7 separate regions of the Mus musculus genome follow, and all the other regions are linked to region 3. The links are chromatin loops, found by intact Hi-C in ENCODE. Cell type or tissue: heart. All regions are shown on one strand.

Region 1 (4,000 bases), 110 kb before region 3:
GAGAATCTTGGCACCTGTCCCGTTAGCTGGGCCTGGAGTTTGGAGAGAGATGTCTAAACTCTAACAGCTGCTGCTTGCAGTCTCTCTAACCCTGCCTGACTAATACAGACATGATCCCCTAGCCCCTTCTGAGGTGCTGGAGATGGAACCCAAGCCATCATGCTTGCTAGACAAGTGGTCTGCACTGAGATAGCCTGCCAGCCTAAATATACTTAGTTCTTAGTTACAACATTAATTACACACAGCAAAGAGTGTAAAACCACCACACCGCCTATAGAATCTGTATTCTTCCCAATTTGAAAAGCTAATCCTTTCTATCACCTATCTGGGCAAATAGCACATGGGTTTTAATACCCCAATTGTCTTGACCTTGACAGACCTGACTAGTGGATCACAGAATTCTTTCCCTATAGGTCTTGTGCCCATACTACTGCTAAGTAAGAGAGGAAACTTGTTTGCATCCTGATAAAACTCAGACCTAAATTATTATAGAGGAAAATCTGGTTCGAAGGCAAATAGACAGGACCAGAGAAGTGGCTCAGTTGGTAAAGGTGGCTCTGGCCAAGCCTGAAGAAGGGTTTGATCTCTGAAACACATGGTGAAAGGTTATTCTCTGGGCTTCACATGTGTGCCAACACACATGCACACACACAAATAAAGAAACAGATGTCCCTGTCCTGGGGCTGCAGAAATGGCTCAGCCATTAAGAGCACTGGCTATCAGCTATTGGATGGATCACAGGGCCCCCAGTGGAGGAGCTAGAGAAAGTAACCAAGGAGCTAAAGAGATCTGCAACCTTGTAGGTGCAACAACATTATGAACTAACCAGTACCCCGGAGCTCTTGACTCTAGCTGCATATGTATCAAAAGATGACCTAGTCGGCCATCACTGGAAAGAGAGGCCCATTGGACACGCGAACTTTATATGCCCCAGTACAGGGGAACGCCAGGGCCAAAAATTGGGAATGGGTGGGTAGGGGAGTGGGGGGAAGGGTATGGGGGACTTTTAGGATAGCATTGGAAATGTAATTGAGGAAAATACATAATTAAAAAAATATATAAAGAGCACTGGCTGATCTCCCACAGGACCTGCCTGATTCTATTACCAGCACCCACCCATATAGCAGCTCACAACTGTCTGTAACTCCAATTCTAGGGGGTCCAGAATCCTCTTATGGTCTCCATGAGCACCATGCATGCATACGATGCATAGACATGCATGCAGATAAAACACACATAAACATAAAACATAAATAAAAGCAATATCCTGCACTTACATTCATATACATACACACACAGTTGGGCAGTGGTGGTACGAGCCTTTAATCCCAGCACTTGGGAAGCAGAGACAGGCTGATCTGTGTGCATTCAAGACCAGCCTGCCTATATAATGGGTTCCAGGGCAGCCAGAGTTACATAGTGAGGTCCTGTCTCTAAAATAAAAACAACAACAACAACACACCACAAAACAAACAAACAAACAAACAAACAAAAACTCCAAAGAGAAACAAACAGGCAAATAGCCAGTACTTGCAATGAATACTCAGGTTTGGATTGATTATGGGAGGCCAACTCCACAGATTTCCCTCACTCCTCAACAATGACAGAGACCTCTAGAGTGCTTGTAACATGGGAAAAAAAAAAAATAAAGCAAAACCCCAAAAGACATTGACCAGGATCAGGAAATCTTGATCTTTTTGATGTTTAATAACTAGCCTCCTCATTCTGCAAGTGAGGTCACTGTGTGGTGGAAGACAGCAGATGCGCCAACTCAAGCGTGGCTCACAACTAAGGAAGAATTGCAGTCAGAAACCTGCATGCAATTGCTGGGGCCCTGGGGAGCTGTCCCTAGAACCAGGAGGGAGAGCGTCGCCCCCTGGTGGCAAAGCCAGCAGGAAAGAGAAAAATATGTAAGGCTATAAGCATTAACTGGCACTCAGGAGTTACCACGATGGACGAGGGCCTGGGTGGGAACGGTCTCACATCTCCTGTGTTGCTTCTTCCTCCGGCTGCTTCTGTGCGTGTGCTGGTTAGGGCATGTGTTGATTGTTTGTTGTTTGTTTTGTCAACTGCAAAGAGGGAACCTCAACTGAGAAAATGCCTCCATTAAATTGGTTTGTGGTCAAGGCTTTTGAGGTATTGTTTTTGACTAGTGATTGATGAGGGAGGATAACCCATGCTACCCCTAGGCAGTTGGTCCTGGGTTTTATAGGAAGCTGAGAGAGCCATGGAGAGCAAGCCAGGAAGCAGTGTTCCACCACGGCTTGTGTTTCAGTGCCCCCTCCAGGGTCCCGTTCTGGCTTCCCTTCACCATCATCCATCAGCTGTCAGATGAAGTAAGCCCATAGCATTTATCACAGCAGTTCTTTCAGAACATGTTTTCTGCTACTGTGGCTTTGCTGAGAATGTTTAGTAGCAAACAGCATATTAAAAATGCAGATAGAACTTGGGAGGCAGAGGCAGGTGGATTTCTGAGTTCGAGGCCAGCCTGGTCTACAAAGTGAGTTCCAGGACAGCCAGGGCTATACAGAGAAACCCTGTCTCAAAAAAACAAAAACAACAACAACAACAACAACAAAAATGCAGATAGTTGGAGCTGGAGCTGGAGAGATGGCTCAGTGGTTAAGAGCACTAACTGCTCTTCTGAAGGTCCTGAATTCAAATCCCAGCAACCACATGGTGGTTCACAACCATCCATAATGAGATCTGATGCCCTCTACTGGGGTGTCTGAAGACAACTACAGTGTACTTACATATAATAAATAAATAAATATTTTTTAAAAATGCAGATAGTCAGCCAGAAGGTGGTAGGTAGTGGTGGTGTCGGTGTCAGGGGCAGCCACAGCAGCAAGGAGGCACAGGCCTTTAATCCCACCACTTGGGACACAGAAGCAGGCCCGCCTTGTCTACAGAGAGAGTTCCAAGACTACTGAGTCATGGCTACTGAGAAAAACCTGTCTTGAAAAACCAAAAACTAGGGGCTGGAGAGATGGCTCAGCGGTTAAGAGCACTGACTGTTCTTCCGAAGATCCGGAGTTCAAATCCCAGCAACCACATCGTGGCTCACAATCATCCATAATGAGATCTGGCGCCCTCTTCTGGTGCATCTGAAGACAGCTACAGTGTACTTAGATATAATAAATAAATCTTAGAAAGAAAGAAAGAAAGAAAGGAAGAAAGAAAGAAAGAAAGACAAGCCAGAAACTAGCCGGGTTTACAGTGTACTTAGATATAATAAATAAATCTTAGAAAGAAAGAAAGAAAGGAAGAAAGAAAGGAAGAAAGAAAGACAAGCCAGAAACTAGCCGGGTGTGGTGGCGCACGCCTTTGATCCCAGCACTCGGGAGGCAGAGGTAGGTGGATTTCTGAGTTTGAGGCCAGCCTGGTCTACAAAGTGAATTCCAGGACAGCCAGGGCTATACAGAGAAACCCTGTCTCAAAAAACCAAAACCAAAACCAAAACAAAACAAAACACCCCCAAACTAAAAACAAACAGATAAAGTAAAAAACAAAAGGCAAAACAAAACAAACCAAAATGCAGATAGTCATGTAGAAGCTGAGGCTGTCATGAGGAGACAGGAAAAATGCTGCCAGTGAATGACATTTTATTTCCACAGATGGGTCCGGCATCATCTGGTGGTAGGCAAGGTAGCGCTGTCCTTCAGCTCCTGTTGCTCAGTCACAGAACCGACTAGGATAAGAATAGCCTCAGCCTCAGAGGGTTTTTATGAGGCCTAAGTGAGACCATTATAGAACAAGGCCCTAGTTATGTGCCTTTGCAGAGACACAATGGAGAGAGTGTCATGGATGGAGCTGATGGATCACAGCCAGAATCTGACACCCACCAGGGAAGGCTGAGAGGACGTTTCTTAACCCAAGAATGCAGGTATCAGGAGGCTGAGGGCGAGAGCAGCGGCCACTCCTCATTTACACCATCTGGATGACCTTGGGAGCACCTGACTATGGGACTTGGCCAGTGGCTGGCTACAGTGCTCTCCAT
Region 2 (4,000 bases), 59 kb before region 3:
GGCTCCGCCCCTCACCGGCCCTTCGCTCCACCCCCTTAGCGGCCAGGCGGGCCACGGGAATGTCCCATACCTTGCACTTGAACGGCTTCACAGGCGAGTGCACAATCATGTGGGTCTTGAGGGTTTGCTTCTGCACGAAGGTCTTGAAGCAGATGTGGCACTGGTAGGGCCGGACGCTGGTGTGGATCAGCATGTGGCGCTTCATGTTGGCCTGCAGCGTGAACTCCCGGCCACAGACCTCACACTTGAACTCCTTCACACCCTGTGGGAGCAGAGAGACCACTCGGGGTTGGGGTGCTAACAGGTGCAGCTCTGGGAAATTCATTTTTAATAAACAAAAAACTCAATTCTTTGCCGGGCGTGGTGGCGCACGCCTTTAATCCCAGCATTCGGGAGGCAGAGGGCAGGCGGATTTCTGAGTTCGAGGCCAGCCTGGTCTACAAAGTGAGTTCCAGGACAGTCAGGGCTACACAGAGAAACCCTGTCTCCAAAAACAAACAAACAAACAACCTCGATTTTTTTGCATGTGTATGGTGTGTCTGCCATAGCACAGGTGACCATCAGAGAGCAACGTTCAGAACTTTTTTCAGGCTCTCTCCTTCAGGTTCTCGGGTTTGGTGGCAAGCACCTCTCTCTGGCAGGTCTGCTGTTCCAAGCTACCTTCCAGGATGAGGCGACAAACTGCCTACCAGGCTGGTGTGCAAGCAGATCTGATTCAAGGCCAGCACAATGTACCAATAAAAGCCAGAGTGGGCTGGAGGGAGATGGCTCAGTGGTTAATAGCACTGACTGACTGCTCTTCCAGAGGTCCTGAGTTCAATTCCCAGCAACCACATGGTGGCTCACACCATCTGTAACTTCCAGTACCAGGAGCTCTGATACCCATTCTGGCTTCCATGTGTGTGACACACACACACACACAAACAATTTTACATGTAATAATAAAATATAAAAGCTGGGTATAGGGGCACAAGCAGACAGATCTGGACACAGAGAGGGGAGAGGGAAAGCCAGGAGTCTCAGCAATAGAGCGCTTATCTACCAAAGGTCAAGTCCTGGGTTCAATCTCCAACACTCAGCAAAAGAATAAAAACCTTTGTGCACCCGAGGAAAAATAACTAACACTCAAGTATGCATAAAGTTCTGAGTTGCAGTTTGGGCGGTGGTGGCACACACCTTTAATCCTGCACTCAGGAGATGGAGGCAGAATAGATCTCCCAGCTGATTCTTATCACAGTAAACTGTCTGGTCGGGACTGCTGCCTGACTGTTTATGGCTCGGCACTCACTCAGCACAGGAATAGGGTTGCTGTGGGCACAGGTGATGCTGGGAGGGAAGGCGGGGTCACAGCTGGTCGCTCACTGTTCTGCTGAAGAGCACCTCACTGGGACAGATGCACATCTGTGGTCACAGCTGCTGTCTCAACTACTTAATATATAACATGCCTGCATTATGTGTTTTTGTGCGTGTGTACTGGTGACTGAACCCAGGGTATTTATGATACTTTAACAGGCCCCGTATCTTCTCTTAGCAGCCAGGCGCTCTTTCTTGTTATACATCCTCTTTATCCTTGTGACAGAGTGGGCCACATAACCACCAGGGGGCGCCATTCAAGAGCTGTAAGCACAGATGTGCACGGGGTACACAGGTACCTTTAGGGTCTCTTGGCACTTTAGTATGGTAGAGATCTTGAACACACAGCTACTGATCATCCCTCACTCCTAGCTTTGCAGACACTAATAATCAATTACACAGTTTTACTGATGAGCCCAGGTACAGCATCTTTTTTTTTTGGTTTTTCGAGACAGGGTTTCTCTATATAGCCCTGGCTGTCCTGGAACTCACTCTGTAGACCAGGTTGGCCTCAAACTCAGAAATCCGCCTGCCTCTGCCTCTCAAGTGCTGGGATCAAAGGCGTGCGCCACCACGCCTGGCTCATCTTAATCTTTCTTAACATTATACATTTAGCAGCCAAGACAACTGACAGGTCAGCCTTGCCAATGGTCCCTGCGCTAGCAGAAAAGTTCTGGAGAAGTCTAGGCTGGAGAAGTTTGGGATCCTGGCCTGGTAGGCTCACTGTAGTGTCTACTGTGACACTATAGGTGTCTCATAGGTCACCACTCACAGCCTTGAAAGGTTAAATTTGAAGGAATCTGTGGGTCAGCCAACTGCTAGGATGGATGGTTAGGTCTAAGAGGCTCCATTCCACCTTCCTGGGTAGAAGGGCCTCTTCGGGGAGGGAGGTGGTGATGGCTGAAAGGTGAGGGGAAGAGAACTCGTGACCTGGCACCAGGAGGAAGAGGAAGTTGGATGAAGGTTGGGTCTAGCTACCTGGTGTATGAGAACGCGGCTGCCCAAGTGTCTTCACAAAGTACTTTTGTCAGGTAAACGTTTTTCATCCGGTATACTTTTAAGATATACATATTCATTTTATGTGCATGTGTTAGCTGTGAGGATGTCTGTACATCATGTGTGTGCTGGTGCAAGCAGAGATCGTGAGAGGGTATTGGATCCCCCTGGAACTGGAGTTCTCGGAAGCTGTGAGGTGCTGTATGTGGAAGCAGAGAACCAGACCTGGGGCCACTACAAGAACAGCAAAGTGCTCTCAACCGCTGAGCCATCTCTCCAGCCCGCTTTCCTCTTTGTGTGCATGTGTGACCATGTGTGTGCAAGTGCACATATGTGCACATGTATGTGTGGAGGCCAGGTCAGCCTCAGGTGTTGTTCCTCATGGGCTGTTCCATGGGAGCCTGTGGCTCACTGATGAGGCTGGAACCCTCCCAGGACCTGCCTCCTTCCCCTGCAGTGGGATTATAAATGCATGCCAGCATGCCTAGCTGCTTACACAGGTATGGGTGACTGACCTCAGGCCCTCATGCATACATGGCCCCGTCTTTTATGGTTGTATATTGTGTGTGTGTTTTCTGTGTGTGTGTCTGTCTGTCTATCTGTCTCAAGTGGCAACTAATGGGAGTTGGCTCTCCCTCACCACATGGGTCCCAAAGAACACACTCAAGTTTCTCAGGCCTGGCAGCAAGTGCCTTTACCTGCGAAATCATCTTGCCAGCTTTCCCCAGCCCCATCTATCCCTCTCATAATCATATATGATACACCTCTCTCTGGTGTATGCTTGTGTACATGTGTGTGAGGGTGCAATTGTCCGGAGACCAGGGGCTGTCTTTCTCAATTGTTTCTCCTCCTTATTCTCCAAACCTTCCTGAACTTTGTCTTTGTCATCTGGCTAGTGAACCAACAGGAGCCACCTGTGTCCTCTCCCCATGGGGGTGGGGGTCTGCTCGCCCACACACCCATCTTTTACAGGTGAGGTGTGCTGGGAACCTGAACGCAGGTCCTCATGTTTACACAAGCACTTTACACTGGAAACCATCTCTCCCCAGGCCTCAAAAACACTCTAAAGAACATAAGCACTCACGTGGCAGGCTATAACCATCTGTGACTCCATTTCCAGGGGATCTGGGGCCCTCTTCTGGCCTCCAAGGGGACCAGGCACACACTGCAGTGCATACTCACACACATAAAATAAAAATAAATCTTAAAACAAACAAACAAACAAACAAACAAAAACTACCTGTGTACCACACCTAAAGGATCCCATCAGGGCTTTGGAGGGCATTGGAAAGAAAGTGCCATGGCGGAGGCTGGCAGCCTTACCTTGTGGGTGAGAGAGTGCTGCTTGAGGTGATGGATCTGGCTGAACTCCATGCCACACTCAGTGCACACGAAGGGCCGCACATTCTGATGCTTGAGCATGTGGTTTTGTAGCTGGCTGCGGTAGTGGAAGGACTTGTCACACTCAAGGCACTGGTAGAGGGTGGGGCCCTGGTGGGAGGCCAGGTGGCGCTTGAGCTGGGTCAGGGTGGAGAAGTCTAGGCCGCATTCGACACAGACATGGCAGCGGCCACTCTCGTGCTTCACCTCATGGGCCTTGAGCTCGCTAGGGTAGGCGAAGCCGCGGCCACAGAAGTGACAGCTGTAGGGC
Region 3 (4,000 bases):
CTCTCTCTCTCTCTCTCTCTCTCTCCTCTCTCTCTCTCTCTGTCTCTCTCTCTCCTCTCTCCTTCCCTTCCCCCTCTCCTCCCTCCTCCTCCCCCCCTCCAGACGCCATCTCTCTCTCTTTCCCCTTCTCTCGCTCCAGCTCTCCGGCATGAGGGAATGTGGAAGTGAAAGGAAAAGACGACATGTTTGCCTGCGCGCCGCCGTCCCCGGGGAGAGGCGGGGGGCGGGTCGACCGCGGCCGCAGCGACCCACCCCCGCGCCCCCCAGCCACCCCGCCGCGGGCCGCCCGGGGGCTGGCGGGGCCGCGGGCTCGCGGGACACTCACCCTGGGTCCGGGCGCGGCTCCTCGCGCTGGGGGCCCTCGGCTGGCCGGGCCGGGCGGGCCGGGGGCTCCTGCTGCCCACCGCCCGGGTTGCAGCTGCGCGCCGCCTCCACGCGCGCCCGCCCTGCTCTGCCACCCTCCCTCCGGCTCCTCTCTTTCTCCCCCCCTCTCTCTCTCCCTCCTGCTCTCTCTCGCGCTCGCTCGCTCTCTCGCTCGCGCTCTCTCCCTCCCTGGAAGAAGGGAATGAGGCAGGGCTGACGTGAAGGGATGCTAAACAGCTCCTCCTAAGCCTGCTCGCAGAGGAAGAGAGACAGAAAAGCAGCCCTTTTATCTCTCTTTTGTTTTCTCACTTCCTTCCACCCCCCCAGCACCCCCCTCTCCTCGGCCCAAGTTTTCTTTTTCTCTTTCTACCGCAGAGAGGATTTTTCTTCTTTTCTTTCTTTCTCTCGCTGCAACTCTCCTACTCGAATTGCAAGCCTGGAGGCTTCTCTTTTTTTTCTTCCCCTTCCCTCTTTTCTTCCTCCTTCCTCCTTTATTTCTCTAAAAGGGTTTTGTTTGCTGTGGGAGTTTCGTTTGAAAATCGAGTCACGCCTTTTTCCTTCTTTTCTTTCGCCCTCTCCCTCTTTTTTTTCCCCTCCTCTCAGCAGAAAAGGGGAACAAAGATTAACAAGCGGGGGAGAAGGGAGCGTCAGAACCTCGCATGGAAATGGGGGGGCTGTCCCTGCCAGGCACAAAGGGGGCTCCAGAGAGCAGCCCCCAGGAAGTCTGGGGTGCCCTATCCCAAATAAGAGCTAATGGGGGTTGGGGTCGGGGGAGCCCGAGTGGCCAGTCCTTCCGAATACGGGTTAGGGCTCAACCTGCCCCCTCCCCAGTCAGGGGTGGAAGCTGGGGGTGCTCTTCACTTAATATATTTTTTAAGTGGGCAGATGGGACTTAGAGCAAACGTCGCCGCAGAGCCCTCAACAGTAAAGAGCCTTTAAACAGCTGTTCGCAGAGCCCTGGACGGTCAGACTCGAGGGAACGGCCCCGGCTGCTATCACCGGGACCCGGGTGCGAATGGGGTTCAGAGGAGTTCGGGGTCCCTCGCATCCTCCCCAAGCCCAGGGCCTAGGCTCGACCCCGGGGTGCACTGCTGGAGGGCGCCGAGGCGTGGTCGTTCGCTGAGGTCTGGGCCCTTGTGGCTCCCCGCGGGGCCCGGGGTTCGGCATAGCCTGGCCTCCTCCCAGCTCTGGGACAGGCCGGACACCCCGCCTCCAACCTCCCGGACACCCGCCACTCAAGAGCTGCGCCGCTCGACTCCGACGCATGGGCGGGTACGGAGCCCGCGGACAGAGCGGGGCAGTGTCGCCACCAAGGGTCAATTATTCATGGGGCGCCTGGGCGTGCTCCCAAGACCAGCTCTGTCTTCGGCTTCTCCAGAGGAGTGGAGACAACACGGGGGAAAAGTTCCCAGAGCAAAGTTGGCCACATTTCTTATTTTCCCAAGTAAGTATTGAGCACCTGCTGGATGCCTGGCCCTTGGACTGGGGCTGCAGCTGGGCGAGAAACGTGAGGTCTCGGCGGGCCCAGACAAAGCGAGGGAAGCTGTGGCTCCGGACCAGGTCACCGAGCTGAAGGGAAGCCTGGATCCTCTCCCCTCCCTGCGCTCTTCCTTCCCCTTCCCTCCTTCCTCCGGGCTGCATCTCCTTGGCTCCACCCCTTCTCATCAATTCCTCCCACACTTCCCTGCTCTCCCTGGCTTTTCACTGGAGGGTCCCTTCTCCCAGCGAGGAGCAGATGCAGAGCCCCATTGTCTCTCCCCCAATGACTGCAGCCTCCCAGGGATAGGACCAGCCACTCCTTCCCCTCCCCCCAGCCCAAAGGCCTGGGTCTTTAATGACAGGAGCCCCAAGGCCACTGCCCCTCGCCCCACCCTACACCAGCTCACGGAGCTGTGAGCAATGACTCCAGTCACTCAGAACATGATTTATTTCTGGCAAGGAGTGAGAAAACAGAAGCCAGAGAGTTTGGTTCAGCAAGAAGGACCCCGTGATTTCAGGCTCAGCACACTGGGTCTCTAGTGACCTCAGCACCTTCACCAGCCAACAGGGAATGCTGGAAGCCACAGTTCTGTCATCACCTGCCCTCTCCAGAACACCCAAGTCATATTTTCTCAAAAAAAGACAAAGTCCTCTCTGACAGTCAAATAGTCATTCAACAACCATTCGCTTCTGTGCCTGCTTCCTGCCAGCTCCCCAGCCTGCAACTAAGGACTTAACCACCAGAGACACCATCTCCTTGTTCTGGCTTTGCAAACTGGTAGGAGCCCGAGAGAGCTGGGCCTCAGTCAGGCATCATTGGTGCATACTTGTAGTCCCAGCACTTGGAAAGCTGAGACAAGAGGATTGCCAGGAGTTTTAGGCAAGCACAGACTACATATTGAATAATATATTAGCCAAGGCCATTATGGCAAGACTTTGTCTCAACAAAACTAAAAAGAGGGAGGCACAGTTGTGCATGGATTGAAATCCCAGCTTCTGGAAGGTAGAGACAGGAAGAGCAGAAGTTCAAGGTCAGCCCAAGCTATGTAGCCAGTTCTAGGCTGGGCTATCTGAGACTCCTCAAAAAAGGGGTTTGGGGTGGGGCTGGGAGAGACAACAGGTAGCTAGGTGCCTTATGAGGGCATTGAGAAAGCAACTCACAGGGGCTTGGGCAAGGCTGGCCAGCGAAGGTTTCCTGGAAATCACTTCTAGATAAATAGGGATGTGCCAGCCAAGAGCATGAGATGGAGCCAGGTGTTGTGGCACGGGTCTTTAATCCCAGAACTTGGGGAGTCGAGGCAAGCAGATCTTGGTGACTTTAAGGCTAGCCTAGTCTACATAGTTGCTGGACTGCCTGGATCTACAGACCTTATCTCAAAACAACATAAAAAACTTGGGAGAGAACAATTTGCCTACGGGGCAAGAAGGGACATTCCTCTAAACTCAAGGAACAGTTGAGTTTTAGCAGCCAGACCTGTGATACACGCCTTTAATCCCCACTCTCGGAAGAAATAGACGCAGGTGGAGCTCTGACTTTGACACATCCTGGTCTACATAAGGAGTCCCAAGCTAATCTAGACTTTGTAGAGAAGTCCTGTCTTTAAAAAGAAAGGAAAGAAAGAAAAAGAAAGACTTCAAGTACTTGGTGTAATACAGAGTACAAGCTAGGGAGTGAGGGAGGTTATGGGTTGTGGGCACAGGTAGTGGGACAGGGTTGGTGGCAAAGAAATAGTCTGTTTATTCCTTTTCACTTGCCAGCTTCCTGAACTTCCAAGTGACTAACAGGAAATAACTTAGACCCAGTGGCCTGCTTTATAGAAATGGAGGTAAATAAAAGAACTATTCTAGCTACTTAGGAGACTGAGTCAGAAGGATCCAAAGTTGAAGGCCAGCCTGGGCTACAAATGGAGATCATGTCTCCAAATAAAATGTAAAAAAGAGGGCTGGGAATACAGCTCAGAGGTAGAGCACCTAACTAGCATGCTTGAGCCACCAACATAAATATCTAAGTTTAAAACCAGATTGGACTACATAGTGAGGCCCTATTTCAAACTATTGAAGAGAGGAAATAAAAGTGTGTGTATGTGAGTGGGGCAGGGGTAGATCTAGGGCTTGAAGTGTGTCTTGTGTGCAAATGCCCAGACTTATGGGCCACATA
Region 4 (4,000 bases), 68 kb before region 3:
TTGGGGTGCCTCAGGCTGTTAATAGGTCAGCCAGGGGGTTGCTTCTCATGAGAGGGAACGAGGCAGCCTGTGGGCCTCCTGCATTCTTCACTGGCTGCCTGAGTTGCCAGACTTTGGGGGTGAGGCCCTGGCTTCCTCACAAAGTTGCGTGCAGTGTCTGCTGCTGAGCCAGTGGAGCTAGCTGGGGCCTAAGGGCAGAGACTCACATAGAATCTCCTAAGGTGATCCCGTTTCTCCATCTAGGGAATTGTCATTCTGTGATGTTGTAGATACTTGTTATAATAACACATGCACCTTTCACCTCTTATAGTGCTGACACTCCAACCTCGAGCTTTGTGTACACTAAGCAAGCATTCTACCTCTGCATCCCAACTTCATCCTGGTACCAACTTAGCTGAGACGAGGCCTCATCAGCACGCAGTTCTAGCTGGTTTGGAACTTTATGGGTCAGGCTGGTCTTCTAGTCACGAAGGTCTACCTCTCTGCTTCCCAAGGCAGGGATTAAGGGCCTATGCGACTGTGCTCAGGCTCATTTGCCCTGTTATAGGTTATACACTAGAAACAGATCCCCCAGTCTCTGCTTTGCAAGCCCGCTCAGGCTTGCCTAGGTCTCTGTGTGTCCGGGATCCCCTGTTCCCATCCTTCAGGTTTCTCCTTTGGCACAACTAGAAAAGTGATGTGGAAATGTTGTTCCAAAGCCCATATACACTCAATGGAAAGCACTGTCGCTGTGCAGTCAGTGACTTCTCTTTCTGCTTGTTTGGTCCTGCTGGAGATTAGGGTAACTTTGATAATGCAGTCAGTTCTCTGTATCTGGAGTTGGTTGTTGTCAGTGCTGGGAATTGAGTTTAGCAAGCATTTTATCAGTAAGATTTTTTTTTTGATTTATTTAGTAGCTGTCTTCAGACTCACCTGAAGGGGGTGTCAGATCTCATTACGGATGGTTGTGAGTCACCATGTGGTTGCTGGGATTTGAACTCAGAACCTTTGGAAGAGCAGTCGGTGCTCTTAACCTCTGAGCCATCTCTCCAGCCCCCATCAGTAAGATCTTAAGCTGAATTCTCATCCCCATTGCCTGCCTTTTTTTCTTTTTTTTTTAAAAGACATGGTTTTGTGTATCCGAGACTCGCCTCAAATTTCTATAGAATTAAGGATGACCTTGAACTTCTTAGCCTCCAGTCTCCACCTCCTGGATGCAGTTATCATGGGCAGTATCACAACACTGAGTATGTAGGGCTGGGTATCAAACCCAGGGTGGTCTCCTGAATAGTAGGCAAGTACTTTACCCAGCAAGCCTGATCCACAGCCCTAGCCTCCAGTTTAAAGACTATTTTAGTATTTTTATGGGGTATCTTGCCTGTTTGTATATCTGTGTGCCATGTACATACAGGGTCCACTGAAGTCAGAAGAGGGCATTGGAGACCCTAGAACTAGAGTTAGAGACAGTTGCTGAGCTGCCATGTGGGTGGTAGGAATTGAACCTGGGTCCTCTGGAAGAGCAGCAAGTGCTCTTAACCAACTATCTATCGCTTGCCTCTAGCCACAGGTTTTATGTTGCAGATCCAAGAGTGGGAATATTTGGAAACAAGTCAGGGATGGCAGTGCATGCCCGAAATCCCAGCACTGGGGAGGCCGGAAATCTGAAAAGGCCAGGTGTACACACATACGTGTAGTCTTGCTTCAGGAAGCTGAGACAGGAAGATGGTTGCGTTCTAGGCCAGACACAGGTAGACAGTGTGAGCCTGCTGTAAAAAGTCTCAAAACAACCGGGAAAAAGAAGCTGTGTGTGGGAGAACTCATCTGTTGTCCCAGGCCTTCACAGGTAGATCCGGGCTACAGAGACCTAAAACCTGCCCTTGGGACTCGGAGCATGTTCTCCTCCACCCACCCCCCAACTCTCTGGCAGGTCAGGTGGCTGAGATTGTCTTGTAGTTCCAGAGGGGGATGCTGTCTGGCATGTGACTAGGGAGCCTTGTTGGGACCTCCTTGGGGGGAAGGGCCTCCAAGAGCACCAAGAAGCACGTACAGTCACCTCGCTAAAGAATATTCATTTATTTATAATTATTGCTAAGTAAACTTCTCTTTTTAAACAGGAACATAAAAACACAGTAGGGCTCTGCACAAGAGGAATCTCTAAACAGTTGGTTTGTATACATGTCAAAATAAGTTAGAGTGGAATTCGGCCAGGGCTTCTGAGTCACCCTTTTCAGAAGCCTGGGAGGGGTGAGGCTGGAGCTGTGCCAGGACCACCTCCAGCTCCAACTGTGTACTGTGCTGTGCCTTCCTCTCCGCTTTGCCCGGCACAAGGCGAGGGCAGGGGCTTTTTCAGTATGGCATCCCCAAGGGGGTTGTGCCAATGGCAGGCTGGGGGACAGTGGGAGACCCCACCCAGGCCAGACTTCTCCCTTCTGTTCCAAGACCAAGGCCACTGCGTTGGCAGGAGAGGAGGAGGAGGAAGAGAAGAAGGAGGAGGTACAGGGTGCTTTTTGGTACCAGGGAGAAAGTCATTGTGGGAAGAGGTAGTTTGCAGGGGTGATGCCTTCTGCTCAGCAGGAGAAATAAATGTCTTGTACAGTGATAGCTAATCACTGCCACCTGAGGGTCATCATGATGGGCACCTGGGAGGCCGGGAGCCATGGGAAACCACACCTGGGCCACTGTGTCCCCCTCATCCCCAGTCCTGAACAGTCACCCTGAGGCCTGGCTTGGGGGCTGTCACACTGCGAATCAACACCCTCTGCCTCAGCTGGTCTCCCCCTCTTGGTTTTTCAGCCAAAGCTGGTGGCTTCATCTATGCCTTTTTGGGGTTAGTCCCGCCTGCTCCTCCCCTTGGGGGCCTTGGGATTTGTGGGCAGGGGTTTGGGTGCTTGCGAGCTTATGGATGGAGGACAGGGGGGAGGGGAGGGGACAGGTGAAGAGGGCCAGCTGACTGGAGAGGGCCGGGTAGGTTCTCTGCCTCCCCCACTTCCCTCCTGCCTTAGCCTTCTGAGGCTCCCAGCTAGTGATACACCTGGGCCAGGGCCCCTCAGGCATGGCTGCTTTCGGAAAGGGAGGCAGGAAGTACACACAGCACACAAGAAAGCTGAGGCTTGGACGAACCAAAAACCAAAAAAAAAAAAAAAAACCCAAAACAAACCAATAGAAACAGAAACCAAAAAAAACCCCTCTCCATCAAAGATGATAGACAGGAGAGTTGGAAAGGAAAACATAAATTTCTTTCACAATACCCTTCTTGCTGCAAACAGAATTTTCCCCTCCCTCTCTCTGGTCTTCAGTTAAACATGTTGCTCTTCCTCCGGAGCCGGCTGAGCCACAGCTCACCCACTCCCCACGACACCTGCTTGCTCATAAAAAACCAAAACCAAAACCATTCTAGTTCCCCTCTTCCCACGGGTGGTCTTCCTTGGCTTCCCCTGAGGACAGCCACTCTTGGTCCCAGAGATGTCACCCCGACCCTCCCTCCCCGCTGGCTCAAGGAGCCGCCATCTATCTTTGTTAATGCTTGCCAGATGCAGGGCATGTCCTGGGTTTGTTTGGTGAGGACCCTGTGGTTGGTACCTTAGCTTGGAACAGACCTGGATGAACTGTGTTGAAATGCACATTAGGGACATTCTTTCAAACGAGGCTGGGGCAGGGGAGCTCTGCAGGCCAGCTGGGAGGGTGCTCTGGAGGCTGGACTCCCCTCAGCTCTCCGACAGGCAGGGCCAGGGCTAGGGCCGCATGCATGCCTGCATGGAGCAAGGGGAGGCCCAGGAGGTAGAAGGCAGAGTGCCCTGCCTGGCTCTTGAGTGATAGGGGGAGGGAAGAGGTTCTTGGGTCTGACCAGGGTGGGGGTGGGCAGTGTCGGCCAGTGCAGGGGTTCAGATGTCCTTAAAGGCCAGAGTCGGTGCAGAAGAGAGACAAGGCCTGGCTCAAGCATTCTCTTCCTGGAGAGCGCCTCCGCGCCTGAGGTGGCTTGGGGAAGACCTCTAAGTCTGTGCCTGTAAGAGGCCTCACTGGC
Region 5 (4,000 bases), 190 kb before region 3:
GTCTCAAAAACAAAAACAAAAACAAAAGAAGCCAGGCAGTGCTGGTGCACACCTTTACTCCTAGCACTCAGGAGGCAGAGGCGGCAGATCTCTGAGCTTGAGGCCAGCCTGGTCTACAGAGTAAGTTCCAGGACAGCCGGGGCTACACAGAGAAACTCTGTCTTGAAAAACCAAACAAAAACAAAAAACAAAAGAGGACAGCAGTGTAGCATGGAGACGCCAGCTCAGCCCCGGGACACACTGTCCAGAGCCCAGACACTCCAGATTCAAGGCAAGGATGAGAAGGAAGAGGAGCCACAGACTGGTTTTGGGCTGCAACTCCCTGGGGACTGGTTCTGGAAGGTGACAGATGTGGGTGCACCTTGGGTGGATGACCCTGCGCCCTCCCACTCACCTTACAGACTCGGGCAACTCGGGACACGATGGTGTTCTCAAAGAACTCAAACTCCTGGCCCGTCTCGCTGAAGAAGAAGTAGATCTTATCATCATCACCTATGGGGCTGCCCAGGCTCTCGGGGACGTAGGCCGAGGCCACAAAGGCAGGGTCTGCAGAGGCCAGGGGAGGAGACACAGTCAGGCCAGGAACCTCGGGGACAGCATCCCCTCCCAAGGGTTAGGCAACTGCTCAGTGGGCCAAGGCAGAACTCCACCTTGTAGCCAGTTGAGGGAGCTCTCAGTCTTGGTGGGGCGGGAACTCTGGCTCCGGGAAATGGCTGGGTCGTTTCCCTGGAAGCTACTGACTGTTCCAGTGTACAGCTCACCATCTGCCAAGAGAATGTTCCCATGGGAATGGCTCCTTTGGCCCAGTCCCTGTGCCCTGCTCAGGGCCCAGAGTGACCGCAGCGCCATCCATCCTGCCTAGACGGAAGCAGGGACTTGGAAGAGGGCAGCCCAGGGTCACTCGATACCCTCTGGGAACCAGCACAGCATGGGGACACCACCTTACCTCTGGGACCCACACTGCCCAGAGCCCAGACACACCCCAGATTCGGTCCTCCTGCCCTGGGTATCTTCCACGGAGCACAAAAGCACCCAGCCTGTGACACCACTTACCAACCACCAGAGCCGTGGACTTGAAGTTGGGGTCAAAGGGACAACGACCCTTGCCATCCTCCAGAATGACATTGCCGGCCTCATCTTGGGCTAAAGTAAAGCTCGCTATGTGCTGTGGAGGAGTAGACAAGTAGCTCAGGACCAAGACACGGAACAAGGAAGTGCACAGGTTCTAAAGTACGTCTCCTTACCCCAGGGTCTACGCGAAGGAGTGTGTGCAGTGGGCACTATTCCCCAGCGAACAGGGAAGAGATGTAGCGTGGAAAATAGTCCTGGAGCCAGGGAGAGCAATGCAATGCAAACCCAGAAATTTCTGACTCCAAGCCCCGTGTTCCGCAACAGCATTAATGCCACCCTCTGCTAGAGCATGTTAGGGGATGGGGTAGGAACACAGGGCGGGCATACGCTGAAGGGTGCACAAGATGACCTGGGGCACCAAGCACAGCAAGGGAAAGAAACCAGTGGGCAGCAAATTGGAAGTCAGTCAGGCTCTCTAGGCAAGGTGGCTGCATGCACCCCTCCCTGCCCCGGCAGGGAGACCTAGTAGGACCTGGGAAGCAGCCAGGATGATGGGCTCACGGGTCTCAAGGGCCTACTGCTACCTAGAAGCCTGCCCCCAGGGTCCTCCTTCACCAGGAATCAGGGCTAGGGAAGAGTTCCTCTGGCAGAAAGGCTGTGCCCCAGGCAGCCAAGCCCCAGGGTAGAGGAGGGAACTTACAATGTAAGCACACAGGGGGCTGAAGGCGGCCGTGCCACAGGTGAGCAGGTGGCTGCTGTTGAGTGGCAGGAGGATCTTGATGTAGTTTTGACAGTCACGCTGTGGGGAAGGAGAGTATGTCAGGTCCACATATGCCACTAGGGGGCAGGGCTGAGGCCTCCTCCCCAGACCTAAGGCAGAACAAAAGAAACCTGGAGCTCTGGGCCGGGAGCTGGCTGGCAGAGCTTAAGCAGGGTCTGCACTGGGGCTCAGTTAGCTTCCAGATTGGCTAATACTCCTTCTCTGAGGTGAAAGGCACCCTAGAGGGGGTAATCCCACCTTTCAGAGTGTCTTAATCCTCTTGAGAGTCTTCTCTAACCCAGGGGGGAGACAGGCGGTAAAGCAGGAGGAATTGCTCAGCCCTGAACTCCTGGCACAAACTCCACCTCTACAAGGTGTCTGATAGGAACTGCCAAATTGGTGCCACCAACACCCCAAGACCCACTGAAGTTTTTCCATCTTTCCAGTGGCAGGCCGTGGCCTGGCTGTCTCTCAAATGCCACACCTTCCTGGATGCTAAACCTTCAATGAACAAAAACCCAGAATCTGATCATTTCTCACCCCTTTTTGGATGGTGCCCTGACTAAGGCACTGTCACTGCCTGAGCCACAATGGTCTCCCTTGTGTTCAATTCCAGAGAGGACACTTATCATCAACACAACGGGGCCCATTTGTTTATTTTTATTTATGACAGTCTCACCACACAGCCCAGGCTCACCTGGAATGAATAATCCTCTGCCTTACAAGTACTAGAATTACAAGGAGACACAAGCATGCCTGGCTCAAGGACAGCCTTTTAGAACACAGGCAAGACAGGCCTGGTGGCACGTCTCTATTTCCAGCTACTCGGGGGGGGGCTGAATGAAGAGGATCCCAAGTTCCAGTCCAGTCTGGGTGAAAAGGCCAGTCTAGGTGACAGAGAGAACCTGCCTCAGAAGCAGAGGGTCAGGGATGTGGCTCAGTGGTTTAGCACTTGTCTAACTCGTGAGACCCTGGGATTAATCGGAAGTTCCACAAAACAGTACAAAACCACACGGCCATGCCGCTTCTCTGCTAAGCTTTCTACTGGTTTCCAAAACGATTCATTCACTCAGAGTGAAACCCAAAGTCCTGCTTAGTGTCTGGGTATGTCACGGTCCAGTTCCTTACCTTCCTCTAAATAGTCTTTGCACTATATAAATGTCTGTCTGTCTGTCTTTTTTGGTCTTTTAAAGACAGTGTTTTTCTGTGTAGTTTTTGCTGTCCTGGAATTCACTCCGTACACCAGGCTGGCCTTGAACTCACAGAGAACCTGCCTCTGCCTCTAGAGCACTGAGATTAAAGGTGTGTGGCACCACCACCCAGCTGCTTTCATTCTTGTTTATTTTATGTGTATGAGTGTTTTGCCTGCATTGATGTGTGCACCTCTTTTGTGCCAGGTGCCCATGGAGGCCAGAGAGGGTATCGGGTCCCTGGGGACTGGAGCTACAGAAGGTCATGATCTGCCATGTGGGTACTGGGAAACAGGCTGATCCTCTAGAAGAGCAGCCCATATTCATACCTGCTGAACCATCTCTCCAGCCCTGGTATTGTCTGTCTGTCTGTCTGTCTGTCTTTCTTTCTTTCTCTTTTTTTTTTTCATGACCACCTTATAAACTGATTTTTCATTGGTTTTTCTTTCATTTTTTAGCTTTTTGAAATGATGTCATGGAGTCCAGTCCATCAATCTTCTATGTAGTCCAGGGTGGCCCCGAACTCCTAACCCTCCTGCCCACGTTCTGGGATTACAGCATGGTTTTACTTTTTCATAATGTCTCTAGTAGCTAACAGCAAGGACCAAGTGCTGAAGAGGGGCTGAGGCGCGTCTCACGGCCAGAGCACTTGTCTAGCTTGCCAGAGGCACCGTGTTCACCCCACACTGCCAACAAGTACTTGCTGACTGTTCCAGATTAAAGCGTGTATGGATGGGGAGGCCTCTGAGAATGGCAGCAAGTCCTACAAGAGAACTCTGGACTGGGCTGGATACCATCTAATGTCTTGGCTGAAATCAAACTAGAATCTGCCAGACTTATCTGTCCACTAGAGACCCTTTACAGACACTGTCACCACCTCACCAGGTTCATGTTGGTGCTAACGCTAATGGGACAGGAGCCCTGGATGCACTGGTTTATCCAGGGATATAGGCATACTATTCCCATCTTACAGGTGAGA
Region 6 (4,000 bases), 90 kb after region 3:
ATATAGTTCAAGCTTGTAAGCACTGGGATTACAGGCGTGGAGCCCTGTGACCAGCAAAGGAGAAGCCCTTTTTCTATATTATTTAGATTCTATCATCTATGGTTTAGACTGGGTATGCAGCTCCCTGGTTGAACACTTGTCTGGTGTTCACAAACACCCTGGGTTCTATTTTCGGCACTGTTAAAATACAATTTAAGTAGCTACGTATAGCGTCCACAGAGGGCATTGCACATTTAGAGCCTGTGCGAAGGGGCAGTGACCCAGGAAAGGGACAGAAGAGGAAGGAGGCAGAGGAGTCAGGTGCCTATGAGCCTAGGACTTGCCAGAGGACACAGAGGACAGTCCTCCCCAGAGGATTGTTGTCCTTCTTTCTGGGAATTACAGAGCTGCCTGACAGGTCCAACATAGGCTGGGGTTGACTAGTCACAGACATCCTGTCTAGGGTCTGTTACATTTTTAGGGATCCACAAAACTATATTTTTGGAGCTGAGGATGTGGCTTGAGAAGACTGTTTGCCTAACGTTCATAAAGTCCTGGATTGAACCCCCAGTACCAAATAATCCAGGTGCAGTGGGTGGCCCACACCTGTAATCCTGGTTCTTGGGGAAGTATTGTAAGGAGAAAGGGGTTTGAAGTTATCCTTGGCTACATAGCGAGTTCAAAGCCAGCCTGAGATACATAAAATAATGTCTTAAAAATATTTATATTTTGTTAAAAGAGGAAGGACCCTTAAAAATAAAGTGTCTGAGACCATTCTGTGGTGATACTATGTGGGAGAGAGAGCTCCTTCCAAAGCTAACAACTCACCCTGGACTCTCGGGTATCTTCATTGTGGCTGAGGCAGGGGCACACCTGGCACAACAGAATGTGGCCACCTGCGCCAGAATTTGGCACAAAGGAGCCAATAAAACAAGACGATTTCCCAATGATTTCCGGGTCGGAGGAGATTCCCGGGTGCAGGCTGAGAATAAAAGGCTTGCAGACACTCTGGAGCAAAGGGCACTGTGGGGCTAGAGAAGCGATCGATCCATCCGAATCCTTGAGAAGTGTGAGACAAAGTAATGAATGCTATGTCCACGAGACTAGGAGAGGGAGAGTTCTATCTTTACAAACCATTAGACACGTTTCTTTCTATTTTTGCTGAGCAAGAAGCGTAGGCTCATTAAAGGTTGAGGAACTTGCTGGGATTGCAGAGATTGAGGTTTCCCTTGCTGCAGATCTGACCTATCCCTACTCCGTCACACATTCTGGGAACTCCCCTAAGCCATTGCGGAACCACGGGGAGGTCCAAAAGGGCAGAGTCCATGGAGACCGCTCTGTGGTTCCTCGTTGCTGTCCCGTCTTCTCCCTTCCTGCTCCCTGAGAAAATGTCCTACCAGAACAGATCCCAAGAAAGATCTACTTTCCTAAGCTTCAAGGCCGCTTTTTTGTATATTGATGTGTTTTGAGACAGAATCTCTGTATAGTACAGATGGGGACCGAACTCTCGATCTTTCTGTCTTAGTCTATAAGGACATGAAGGACAGTGGTCATTCCAAAAGCCCCCTGTTACTGCACGAGGTCTGGCTGTCAGGAATGAGGCTCGGCCCCTTTAAGTCCCAACTGGGAACGCCTCGGACTAGCTTCCCGGATCTGTTAACCCGGGAAGCTGGTGCTGCAGCGACCTCCAAGCTCCTGTCCCCGAGGTGCCCCGCCCTACGCGCCGGTTGCTTCCTGGAGCCACAGGGCCTCGGCGTGGGGAAAATGAGCCGCATCTACCAGGATAGCGCCCTCCGCAACAAGGCCGTGCAGAGCGCGCGCCTGCCGGGAACCTGGGACCCTGCCACCCACCAAGGGTAGGATGTGCTCTGTCCATCCGGTTGCTGGCCAGAGATGGGTTGCACTTTCTTCCGCGGCTGACCAGGGGTGGGTTGTACTCTGTCCACCGGGCCAGGGACTCCGCTACTGGCCAGAGGTGGGCTGTGCTTCCCTCCCCTTCCCACATTGTTAGCCAGATGTGGACTGGGCAAGGGAACTGCCAGGATTGGCTGAGTCGGGGCCCTGGCCCCTACTATGGCCAGCCGTAGTGGCCTGGGAGCATCCCTGGGGCCTGGGCTCCCTGGAGCATCCCTGAGGCCTCTGTCGAACTCAAGATCTGAGTCCTGCTCAAAGATTGATGGGGGTTGGGGGTGTAGGGGACACTGGGGAGAGAAACTGGGGTTGCCAAAACCACCCCAGGCATCCAGCTGGCTCTTCCCAAGGTCCCTGGCCAACACACGCTGGGAAGACAGATAAACTTGAAATTCCCGCCTGCAAGAATATCCACTGGAGGGATGCCCAGACTCCCAAATGGAACTACAGAGGCGGTGCTGGGGTTCCCACTGACCTCCGTCTTTTCCCCACACCAGGGCTCTAAACTCTAGCCATCTGTCACACTGCATCACTGGTGACCAGTTTGTGGTGTGGCAGGAACAATAGAGGGAGGGTGGGAATATCCGGAGGGTAATAAGCAGGATGGACAATTTCATTTACAGTCAGAAACAACAAGAATTATTCTACATGAAAGAAGCCAGGCCCAGAAAACCAAAATATCGCGTCATCTAGGAAGTGGAATCTAAAGTCCAACTCATAAGGTCTCCAGTGGAGCAGGTTCAGTCAAAGGGGGAATAAGTTCTGAGGATATAATGTATACATAAATTTGGTGGTGTGAGTCATTATGCAATGTGTACATATCAAGTTTTCTTGATAAATGCCTTCGATATAACCTGTCTTTGTCAGTTAAATATTTTTGGAAATAATTTAAGAGTAATTAGAGGCAAGGAATCCTGACCCAGCCCTCTTCCACAGTCTGTCTTCTTAGACCCACCCTTTTCCCCAGGTTAATGGTTTCAAAGTGGAAAGTCCCCAGGTCCCCAGGTCCCAGGTTCCCCTTTTATAGAATGATAAGGAGCCAGTTCTGGTTCTGGTTCCACTCTGTGTGGGATGCCGTGATTTTGGGCTAATTCCCACATCTCAGAGTCTCTAATTTCCAGCTGTCTGGTGACAATAGCCATCTCCTTGATGACCATGTAGGTATGAATGGGAACAGGAGCATGGAGGTTCTTTAAAGTGGGCAAAGCCACGTCTCACCAGAGGACCTGGGTTCCATTCTTGGCACCCGCAGCAGGGGACTCAAAACTGCTTGTAAGTCCAGCTGTTGGGGATTTGGTTCCTTCTCTGGACTCCACAGGCACCAGTACACACCAGTATACATGCTTATACTCACACAGTCACACATACTTCCACATAAATAAAAAATAATAAAAGCACCCAGGTGTGGTGGCTCACAACCTTAATCCCAGTACTTGGAAGGCAGAGGCAGGTTGGTCTCTGAGTTCAAAGCAGTTTGGTTTACTTAGTGAGTTCCAGGACAGCTAGAGATACATAGGGAAATCTTGTCTTTAAAAAAAGGGGGAGAGGGGCGCTGGAGAGATGGCTCAGCAGTTAAGAGCACTGACTGCTCTTCTGAAGGTCCTGAGTTCAAATCCCAGCAACCATATGGTGGCTCACAACCACCTGTGATGAGATCTGATGCCCTCTTCTGGAATGTCTGAAGACAGCAACAGTGTACTTATATATAATAAATAAATAAATCTTAAAAAAAGGGGGGGGGGAATGAAAAAGGAAACCTGATTTATTGTACCAAAGACACTTGCTCAGGTTGGGGTCTGGGAATTACCACTCAAACCATACATACACCAACCTTAGTTAAGCAAGAACAGTTTATTGAACACCCATCATAATACTGGACGTCCAGGTCCACAGGAAGGAAAAACCTACCAGTCTGTCCTCAGGGCAGGCTTTTTATAGGAAAAAACAGGTTCAAAAGTTTTAAGGCAAGCCGGGCAGTGGTGGCGCATGCCTTTAATCCCAGCACTCAGGAGGCAGAGGCAGGAGGATTTTTGAGTTTGAGGTCATCCTGGTCTACAGAGTGAGTTCCAGGACAGCCAGGACTACACAGTCTAGAAACCCTGTCTCGAAA
Region 7 (4,000 bases), 1.3 Mb before region 3:
ATTAAAAAAAAAAAAAAAAGGGCTGCTTTTTGGTGGGGGCAGGTGAAGGCTCACAGGAGCCCTTTCTCTTAGAGGGGCAAATACCCTTCCTTACAACTTTTATTTGACGAATGTATGAATCAACAGTTACAGTTGACAAAGACGCTACTGGAATTGAAAACTTGACTTTTCTTTTTAATTTAACGATTACTTGCCTCTCTTAGGGAAGCTGTGTGCCAAAGAGCCAGTGTCATAACCCCTCCCTCCTGCTGAGCTGATGTTGCATTGTTGCATATCCCAGCTACTCTGTGGGTTTTGTGAAGCTGTGTGTGAAGTCTCTACCTCATTGTTGTATATGCAGGCAAGACTGCACTCTCCTACAGATGTGTGGAGTAAGCTGTGGTGTAATTTTTTTGGCACATAATAAACACGTTGCAGCAGAGTTGTAGTTTTGTCTCTGTATCTGGGTGTGTGTGTGGTGGGGTGTGGTAGCAAGCAGGGAAGATTCCAGAGACCAGTCCTCTTTTCATGGATTTTCACTAATGGGATACCAGCCCAGAGGGATGGGAGGTACATGCGGAGACCTGCTCCTATATGGGACTTGTTACATCCTGGTCAGCCACTCTGGAGTGTCTAGTACCTGGGTGATTACAATCAGAATAGGAGGCCTGCCTGTACATTTTACTTCTTGGCCCCTCAAGGCCTCCTCCACATGGAGCCCTAGGAATGCTAGAGGCACAACTCCCAAGATGTCAGGAGCCATTTGCTGGCTGCTTTCCTGTGAGCCCTGACGTGTTCCTCCTTCCTCTTGGACACACTTGTGCTGATGTAATTCCTTTCTGAGTGGTTACTATTTTGCTTTTTTGATTCAGGGTCTTTCTTTGTGGCCTTGTCCTGGAACTCCTTATGTAAGCCAGCCTGGCCTCAAGCTCAGGAATTCTGCCTACCATTCATCCCACGTGCTGGGATTAAGGTATGCACCAGGACACGCTGCAGTGCTTTGTTTCTTCACAGCCCTTACACTAGCTTTTCTAACAGGCTCCATGGCTTCATGACAGGTCTGATGATTTTTCAAGTGGAGACGGCAGCATGCTGAACTGGTCCTTTGGGAAACTCTAGTCTGAGGGAGAGGGACTCCTAGGTACTTAAATCCTTGTAAGGTGCAAAAACTCACTACTCCTCAGAATCCAAGAGTTCTCTTCCTGCAAGACTGTAAGGTCTAGTCTTGCATCTGGAGCCTGGCCTCCACTTCATTGGGAATTCACTGGTAATGTACGATGCAACCCCCAGGGATTACAGACCCTTTGGTCTCTTCAGTATTCTTCCGGGTCCATGGTCAAGGACATCTTTTTTCCTCCCGCCATGAGCTACTTTTAGAGTAAGGACTTTCAGCTCTTCACCTAACCAGAGTGACGTAGATGAGTTGAAGGATGAAGCACAGCCTTGGCCCCTTGATACATGCCCTGTGGCCAGCACGGTCTCCTTAGGTTTGAGCGCAGGACCCTGTCCCAGGAAAGAGCTGGAGGAAAGGCCCTCTCTGGACAGATGAAGCCACTGGGTCGTAGCGTAAGAGCCTGCTTTGGGCTTGGTTATGGCAGAACAACCGGAAGAAGCTGAAGGTTGGAGATAGTGTCCCTACTAATCGGGAACAGTCTAGTTAACTGAGATCCTAATTTGTTGGTAAAAGTGTTTGAGACCTCTCTGTGAGCCAGCCACTGATTTAAGCACTCGAGGTTAGCCCTTCCTGTTTAGCTCAAACCTAGCTGAGAAAAGTAATTGTGCTCAGACATTTAAGAGCAGCTCGAATGGAATACTGTGCTGGGATGAGAAGAAAAGCCACTCTAGGTGATGTTTGCTGTGACACCAGGAAATGAGAGGAACCTCACCAATTAGGCTAGACCCTACTAATCTCTGACTAGAGGCGCGGGTAGGGTGGAAATCGGGGATGACCCTGTTTACTACTATGCCTTTCATAGCTCGGGCCTCCTTTAGGCTCCATCTCAGGACCTCAAAGTAACTCCTAGATTAAAACACACCGGACGCCCAAGAGAAGCACGGAACTATTTGGAGTGGAAACCAAGACGGCCGAGCTGCCGGCGTGCGCACGCGCAGACTTTCGCCCCGCCCACAGCCAGGCAGCCTCACTCCACTCCGCTAGGGGCCGCTGTGGGACTCTCGCGAGCCAGGCGGAAGCGGCTTTCTGGCCGCGCTTTATAGGCCTCTCTTGTGTTTCCTGTTTCCTCTTTTACCGAGACCCGCCAACATGGTAGGTGTTTGGCTCCCAGGGCTCTGTCCTTTTCAATCCTCGCCCATCCTCCGCTCGTCGCGGCCTCAAGTCCGCAGCGAGGGGCCGGCGCCGTCACCGGCGGCCTGGCGCGCTTCCGCATGAAGTCGTGCGCGCCGCGGCCCCTCCGCGGGAGGCGCGGGCTCCCCGGTGACTTTGCCCTCTCCACCCTCAGGGCCGCGTTCGCACCAAGACCGTGAAGAAGGCTGCCCGGGTCATCATCGAGAAGTACTACACGCGTCTGGGTAATGACTTCCACACCAACAAGCGCGTGTGCGAGGAGATCGCCATTATCCCCAGCAAGAAGCTTCGGAACAAGATAGCCGGGTGAGTGGGGGCCGCGGCCGCCGGAGAGCCTGCCCGGGCCGGTGCCTCCGCTCCCCCCAGACGGCCCGCCGAAGGGCTGGAGGTGTGCCTTGGCCACAGTGGGGTTTTGCCGACGTGGTCTTAGTTCGGGCTCCTTACGGTAGCTGAAGGCAGAGCTCCGGCCTCAAAACCTTACTGCTGTGGTCTCTGCTTCCCGCATTTTACCACTATGGCCGTGTTGTGCAAAAAAATAGCAGTGTTGTGTCCGTACGACGGATAAGACCAGTCGGGGTACATGACATTCGGAGGAGGGCTGGTGACGGCGAGTGAGGATGTAAGGAGTGGACATCTGAACAGTGCTGTGTGTGTGTCTGTGTGTCTTTCCGATGGTGAGACCGACCTTGATGTAGAGACAAAGTCGGTTCTGGTGGGAGGTGGTCACTGTTTCGCATTGCTTGTAGCTATGTCACGCATCTGATGAAGCGGATTCAGAGAGGGCCTGTGAGAGGCATCTCTATCAAGTTGCAGGAAGAAGAGAGAGAGAGGAGAGATAACTACGTTCCTGAGGTAAGATTTGTGGGTCTTCCTCTGCACCTCTTCCTGGGGGCTCACCTGAGGTGGGAACGCAGCTGGATGTCAGTGAAGTCTTAATCTATTTCCTCAAAATGATGAGAGATCCACCCACCTCGGCCTTCTGAGTGCTGGGATTAAAGGCGTGGGCCAACACACCCAGCCGAGGGTGCCTGTAATCAGCCGACCTTGAGCTTCTCTGCGAGGTCTAAATTCATTTTCACATGGGAGCCCAGTGAGAGTGCCTCCCGACGTGGTTAGCTTGACATCCAAGTGTGAACCCTGCTTTCTGAATGCACACTAGATGGTTCTGACACAAGAATAAAGTGGGCTGTGGTGGTGCACAGCTTTAGTTTCAGCATTTGGGAGGCAGATGTCTGAGCTCGAAGCCAGCCTGGTCCACATGGTGCTTTCCAGGACAGCTAAGGTTATGTGTTGCGTTGGGAGCAGAGGAGGTGAAAGATAACCCACGCATTCATAATTTGAACTTGATTCTTTCCCTCTCAGGTCTCAGCCCTAGATCAGGAGATCATTGAGGTGGATCCCGACACCAAGGAGATGCTGAAGCTCCTGGTGAGTGTTGCCTGAATCCTTGAATACATCTGGTTTCTAAATGGCTGGAGCTGCTTGTTCTGTGATGATTCGGGGGTGTGTTTTCCTTGTTTGGGGCTGGCTCCTAAATTGTGGCCTGCCCCGCCCCCTTCAGCTCTGGCTGTTACCTGCTTTCCTCCCTGGTTATTTCTACAGTAGTCGGGCTAGTCACAGTTGAGCCATCTTACGGGTGGCTTATCTCAGCGGACTGAGACTTGGCTCTTTTGCATAAGTATGAGAAGGTGGGATAGGCGCCTGAGACCAGCATGC

The links. A loop is a pair of places that touch in the nucleus more often than their neighbours do. Peaks named below come from ENCODE experiments on the same cell type or tissue, not always from the same donor. Only the 100,000 strongest peaks of a DNase experiment are listed, where the experiment ranks them.
Region 1: a loop joins it to region 3, with 2.6 times the contacts of the local background. A loop is called at or near these places in 3 of 42 quality-filtered maps.
Region 2: it touches region 3 in a loop (4-fold over the local background); 26 of 42 quality-filtered maps call a loop at or near these places.
Region 4: it touches region 3 in a loop (2.6-fold over the local background); 18 of 42 quality-filtered maps call a loop at or near these places.
Region 5: a loop joins it to region 3, with 1.9 times the contacts of the local background. A loop is called at or near these places in 8 of 42 quality-filtered maps.
Region 6: a loop joins it to region 3, with 2.5 times the contacts of the local background. A loop is called at or near these places in 10 of 42 quality-filtered maps.
Region 7: it touches region 3 in a loop (8-fold over the local background); 2 of 42 quality-filtered maps call a loop at or near these places.

What each region holds. Positions count from the first base shown.
Region 1 is chr7:80,130,593-80,134,592 of GRCm38, reverse strand. No RefSeq gene overlaps it. Among named protein-coding and RNA genes, the nearest start is that of Idh2, 17 kb to the right of the region's middle. In heart, CTCF peaks have their summits at 1,885 (motif pointing left) and 3,098 (motif pointing left); a DNase peak (open chromatin) is centred at 12; H3K27ac peaks cover 810 bases.
Region 2 is chr7:80,082,213-80,086,212 of GRCm38, reverse strand. Zfp710 (zinc finger protein 710) reads right to left here. Exons shown (of 5, transcript NM_175433.5): 2 at 3,673-4,000; 3 at 71-262. Among named protein-coding and RNA genes, the nearest start is that of Gm21057, 9.0 kb to the right of the region's middle. In heart, CTCF peaks have their summits at 1,596 (motif pointing right) and 3,506 (motif pointing left); DNase peaks (open chromatin) are centred at 87, 1,572 and 2,638.
Region 3 is chr7:80,022,809-80,026,808 of GRCm38, reverse strand. Zfp710 (zinc finger protein 710) reads right to left here and starts at 581. Exons shown (of 5, transcript NM_175433.5): 1 at 326-581. In heart, CTCF peaks have their summits at 1,671 and 2,579; DNase peaks (open chromatin) are centred at 408, 1,578, 2,058, 2,598 and 1 weaker place; H3K4me3 peaks cover 2,693 bases; H3K27ac peaks cover 3,065 bases.
Region 4 is chr7:80,090,783-80,094,782 of GRCm38, reverse strand. It overlaps Zfp710 (zinc finger protein 710), which reads right to left. Exons shown (of 5, transcript NM_175433.5): 5 at 2,032-4,000. Among named protein-coding and RNA genes, the nearest start is that of Gm21057, 18 kb to the right of the region's middle. In heart, no CTCF peak of the experiment used is centred here; DNase peaks (open chromatin) are centred at 102, 2,282, 2,772 and 3,562; H3K27ac peaks cover 1,384 bases.
Region 5 is chr7:80,213,494-80,217,493 of GRCm38, reverse strand. Sema4b (sema domain, immunoglobulin domain (Ig), transmembrane domain (TM) and short cytoplasmic domain, (semaphorin) 4B) reads right to left here. Exons shown (of 14, transcript NM_001360135.2): 4 at 1,772-1,870; 5 at 1,054-1,165; 6 at 651-764; 7 at 395-546. Among named protein-coding and RNA genes, the nearest start is that of Sema4b, 17 kb to the right of the region's middle. In heart, CTCF peaks have their summits at 664 (motif pointing right) and 1,905 (motif pointing right); DNase peaks (open chromatin) are centred at 743 and 1,803; H3K27ac peaks cover 456 bases.
Region 6 is chr7:79,932,988-79,936,987 of GRCm38, reverse strand. Arpin (actin-related protein 2/3 complex inhibitor) reads left to right here and starts at 1,724. Exons shown (of 6, transcript NM_027420.4): 1 at 1,724-1,835. The coding sequence starts at 1,744. Gm31966 (a long non-coding RNA gene) reads right to left here and starts at 1,549. Exons shown (of 3, transcript XR_391645.4): 1 at 808-1,549. In heart, a CTCF peak has its summit at 1,704; DNase peaks (open chromatin) are centred at 947, 1,267, 1,687 and 2,257; H3K4me3 peaks cover 1,901 bases; H3K27ac peaks cover 1,771 bases.
Region 7 is chr7:81,343,447-81,347,446 of GRCm38, reverse strand. Rps17 (ribosomal protein S17) reads left to right here and starts at 2,213. Exons shown (of 5, transcript NM_009092.3): 1 at 2,213-2,245; 2 at 2,439-2,590; 3 at 3,031-3,136; 4 at 3,647-3,712. The coding sequence starts at 2,243. Cpeb1 (cytoplasmic polyadenylation element binding protein 1) reads left to right here. Exons shown (of 12, transcript NM_007755.5): 12 at 1-421. In heart, no CTCF peak of the experiment used is centred here; DNase peaks (open chromatin) are centred at 2,066 and 3,556; H3K4me3 peaks cover 2,575 bases; H3K27ac peaks cover 2,488 bases; H3K27me3 peaks cover 441 bases.